Regions from separate parts of the Homo sapiens genome. Here region 2 is linked to region 1. A link is an interaction called in ENCODE POLR2A ChIA-PET data of the cell type or tissue named here. Cell type or tissue: OCI-LY7. All regions are shown on one strand. Region 1 overlaps EZH2 (enhancer of zeste 2 polycomb repressive complex 2 subunit). Region 2 has its middle 83 kb from the start of C7orf33.

Region 1 (2,500 bases):
AATTCACTTTCAACCTGAATTTAATATAAGGACACCACCAAATCACTCTTCCTCTCCATACCTTTCCCTCTACTTTCCCCAAGTGATTCTATTAATAGTTATTCCATTTTCAGCCCCAGGACACCCCCTGATTCTTCACTGGCGTTGGTTCCCTCTGAAGCCCATAGCAGCTTGGCTTTGGATTTGTTCTTCCACCCCACCTCCTCAGGATAACACAAGAAACTACCGGGAGGTGTTATCATGATCTTGTCAGTCCAGTAGTCTATTTTCAGCAGAAATGCCAAGATGATCATTGCTATAAATTATGTATTTAGGGATGTGTTCCCCAACATATGCCAATTTTTCATCACGGCTCAGTATTATGCTTTCATCCAAAATTTTCTTGTGACCTTTACAAAGGCTTCCTATCTATTCCTATTCTGGACCATCTTACCACTCACCTGTCATGTGAACTTCCCAAATAGCCTTCTGATCAGAAACTAAATTAGCTAAATACTGCTATGCAAATGAAACCCAACTGGTAAAAGGTATCTACATAGTTTAACATTTTTAAGAGTTAAAAAATGTCTTACAAAGAGGACATGTCAGTATGAATAGAATTGCCCACTTTCTGAACAAAGTGAGGAAGGAGTACAATGGTAAGTTGTTTGGGGGGGAAATTGAGATTTTTAGGTCTGAGCAGGTATGCCATCGGAAACGGAACCAGAGTCACTGTGATCCAATGACCTAAATGGACATATAACTGCCTAGAGTAAAATCATCTAAATGTCTAACAGAAAAGAAAAAAGTCAAAGCTAAAAACAAAAAGCCCACCACCCTGCACAACTCTCTGCCATAAACACAGACTTTGGTTCAAAGACACAAACAAAACCAAGAGAACTTCAATGTTTTGCCTGGAGCAGAATTTCTGGTAGAAGGGGACTTGCTGGTAAGAAGTGTGTTCTCAATTATAAATAAATGGTCCAACAACAAAGATATGTCTACTCTACACCCCACATACACACACACACACACACACACACACACACACAGAGCATAAGAGCAGGTTAATGGGAGCCTGGAGGATTTGATCTCCTGCTCCTTTACAAGTCTTGTGACTTTGGGTTTCCTTACCCGTAAAATGGGGGTTAACACTTACTCCTCACTCACAGGGTTAGGAGAATCAATGAACAAATCCACTAAAGCACTCACAACAGTGCCTATTTTTACATGCTTAATAAATGTCAGCTATTATTATAAAAAGAACTGACTGAAGAAAGAACTTATCATCTGCCCTAAAAAAAAAAAAAAGATACGAAATTTCCCAAATACATGCTGCTGAAGTGTCTTTTGCTCAATCATTACTTCCTGGCTGATAGAGTTAACTCACCTACATACAATTCCCCAGACTAAAAATATATAGTTCCTAGCTGGGTTTTTTTCAAGGTTATTAAACAAACAGGAAGTAAGTCTATAAAAACCTGCCATGGGAAATTTCATCTTTTACTCTACATAGCAAGGAATCTATAAATACTCTTTGATGAGAATGAGTCTATATTTTGATAGAAATCACCATTTATTTGCATTAAGGATACTAGATAAACTATTAACTAAAAGACAAATTCAAATAATCTATTAAACAGGTAGAAAAAATACCTCTTATTCCTAAATCTGATACCATGAATGGCTACTTCTCAGAATTTGCTGGTTTCTCCTACTATCAGAGTATGGTGCTCTATATAAAACTGAAGAGACTGCCCAAGGGTGCATTACCCAGAGAAAATTATGAACACTTTCTCATCAGTTGCACCTTTCAAGGATCACTTTTACTTTTTGCCCCAGCTAAATCATCTAAGGCAATCCTGACATTTGCATCACTAAATAGCTAACTACAAACAATCTTCCAGAAGTGACTTGTTGCTCACCTTTTTGGAGCCCCGCTGAATACTGCAGTTCTTGCAGGACACATTTTTACTGTCCCAATGGTCAGCGGCTCCACAAGTAAGACAGAGGTCAGGGTCACACTCTCGGACAGCCAGGTAGCACGGGCACTGCTTGGTGTTGCACTGTGCTTTGCAGCGGCATCCCGGAAAGCGGTTTTGACCTTCAGAGAGAGGTTTGGAGGTTCTTCACTCATCACCGTATGCAAAAACTTGCAGAAAGATACGTGGCAAGGGCTGTACTGGGCATCTCACTGACTCTCAACCCTCACAACCACCTTATTACCCTACTATATAGACAAGGAAATGGAAGTATTAACAGCGAAGTTATAGCTGTTTGCACTGAAAAAGACCACCACTGAGTTGTTTTTCCATTTTTCATTTGTTAAATAGTGTATATATTTAAAGTCGGTGTGAATAAAGGGTCTGGATGGAACAATATCCATGGTCCTTGACCATTCCAATAGCCCCTAGTTCTAAACACTCCCTTAATACCCAAGCTTCATGTGCAGTCTCATTAAACAATTATAAAAATCTACTATGTTTATGCTACATTCCTTTAATCTGAAGACTAAAACCCT
Region 2 (2,500 bases), 310 kb before region 1:
TATAATCCAGGATGATCTCATCTCGAGAACCTTAATTGAATTGCATTTGCAAAAACTGTATCCAAATAAGGTCACATTCTCTGTCTCAGAGACAGAGACACAGACTGGGACTCTAACTTCTGCCTTCACCAAGGTCTCTGACCTACAAATAGGCTGCATTCCAAAGGACTGTTTGTCACTCAAAATGTGTTTTCCCAAAGAAACAATGCCATAAATGGAGGCTAAGTTCTCAGGCACATCAATCTACAATAGTTTGTATGACCGTCATACAGATAAAATTGCATACAAGTGAATTTCTAAATCATAGTGAATATCGGCCTGGCGCGGTGGCTCACGCCTGTAACCCCAGCACTTTGGGAGGCCGAGGCAGGCGGATCACCTGAGGTCGGGAGTTCGAGACCAGCCTGACCAACATGGAGAAACCCCATCTCTACTAAAAATACAAAAAATTAGCCGGATGTGGTGACGCACGCCTGTAATCCCAGCTACTTGGGAGGCTGAGGCAGGAGAATCGCTTGAACCTGGGAGGCGGAGATTGTGGTGAGCCGAGATCACGCCATTGCACTCCAGCCTGGCAACAAGAGTGAAACTCCATCTCAAAAAAAAAAACAAAACACAGTGAATATCATCACATCTAATAATTAATATTAAAAATCATAAAGTTAAATAGATCATTTTGTGTCTTAAATACTAGTCCACACTTACTTAGAGGGAGATAAGGAGGCAGATGAAATTTTTGATGGAGATGCTAAGGGGCTTCAAAGGATGAGGTCGTGATCTTTGTTTCATTTAATTTCCTATTTTAGGAGTTTCTTTTTTTTAGTGAGGCTTTATGACTAGTGGCACTCTTACACCTGCAAGCTGGTTATGAATCAAGTTGGCAGAAGGAAGAAACAAGGAGAGATTTTTCTGAAACAACCCATTAAATTCCCCTATGCAAAACATTAGCCTATAAAGATTCTTAAATTTTCTGCCTAGACAATGATATCAATTGCTCATAATGACAGTTCTGTTACTTCCTTTTTGACTCTTACATGTTTCATTTCATCTTTCTGTTTTACTGGGCTTGGTAGGCCCCTCGGTACAGTGATGATGTAAATACCCTTTTTTTTCTTTTTGAGACTGAGTTTCGCTCTGTCGCCCAGGCTGGAATGCAGTGGTGCGATCTCAGCTCACTGCAACCTCTGCCTTCTGAGTTCAAGCAATTCTCCTGCCTCAGCCTCCCAAGTAACTGGGCTTACAGGCACATGCCACCATGCCCGGCTAATTTGGAATTTTTAGTAGAGACGGGGTTTCACCATGTTGGCTGGTCTCAAACTCCTGACCTCAAGTGATCCGCCCACCCCAGCCTCCCAAAGTGCTGGGATTGCAGGCATGAGCCACCATGCCCAGCCGTGAATACCCTATCTTGATCCTGATTTTAAAGGAGATACTTTTAACGTTACGTCAGTAACTATGAAGTTTGCTGTCTTTTTGTTTGTTTTTGTCAATGCCTTTCATCATAATAAAGAATTTCTCCTAAAATCCAGGAAGGCTAAGAGTTTTACTCTAGTTTTTGTTTTTTAATCATGAGTAGATATTGAACTTTTTTAACTTTTGAAATAACTATAGGCTCCGATTCCATATAGCCTTCACTGGGTTTCCCTCAATGGTATCATCTGCATCACTATAGTACAAAAGCACAACCAGGAAACTGATATGAATACAACCCATGGATCTTATTCAGATTTCACCAGTTTTACTAACACTCTTCTCTGTGTGTATATTTAATTCTCTGCGATTTTATCACCTGCGTAGATTCATGTAACCACTACCACAGTCAAGACATATTTCAGTCGGGAGGATCCCAGGTGCTTTTGTAGCCATAGCCACCTCCCTCCGCCCCCGCCCCAACCTCTGGTAATCATTAATTTCTTCTGAATCTCTATAACGTTTTCATTTCAAGAATGTTATCTAAATGGAATCATAGAGTATGTACCTTTGGGGATGGCTTTTTATTTTTTCATTCAGAATAATTCCCTTGTGATCTATCCTGGTTGCTGCATGTGTCAATAGTTTGTTTCTTTTTATTGCTGAGTAGTATTCCATGCTATGGATGTATTAATCCCATAGTGTGTTTACCATACATGCATTAAGAGGCATTTGTGTTGTTTCCAGTTTGGGACTGTTATGATTAAAGCCTGCTTTGAACACCCATGTAAAGTTTTTGTGTGAACGTGAGTTTTCATTTTTCTGGGAAAAAAAAAAAGCCCAAGAGTGCAGTTGTCCGTGGCTATATGGTGAGCACATGTTTAGTATTGTAGGAAACTGACACACTGCTTTCCAGAGTGGCTGTACCATTTTACATTCCTACCAGCAATATATGAAATGATCCACTTTCTCCACATCCTCACCATCATTTGGCATTATCACTATTTTTTAAGCCATTATGATAGGTGTGGAGTAAAATTTCACTATGGTTTAGTTTGCACCTCCCCAATGGCTGACGGTGTTGAAGATT

What was found. ChIA-PET counts read pairs that join two places held together with the same protein. Peaks named below come from ENCODE experiments on the same cell type or tissue, not always from the same donor. Only the 100,000 strongest peaks of a DNase experiment are listed, where the experiment ranks them.
Region 2: POLR2A ChIA-PET joins it to region 1 with 9 read pairs; 3 of 35 experiments call an interaction of 5 or more read pairs at or near these places.

The regions. Positions count from the first base shown.
Region 1 is chr7:148,812,055-148,814,554 of GRCh38, forward strand. It overlaps EZH2 (enhancer of zeste 2 polycomb repressive complex 2 subunit), which reads right to left. Exons shown (of 20, transcript NM_004456.5): 15 at 1,905-2,083. Among named protein-coding and RNA genes, the nearest start is that of EZH2, 71 kb to the right of the region's middle. In OCI-LY7, no CTCF peak of the experiment used is centred here; no DNase peak of the experiment used is centred here.
Region 2 is chr7:148,506,206-148,508,705 of GRCh38, forward strand. No RefSeq gene overlaps it. Among named protein-coding and RNA genes, the nearest start is that of C7orf33, 83 kb to the right of the region's middle. In OCI-LY7, no CTCF peak of the experiment used is centred here; a DNase peak (open chromatin) is centred at 1,066.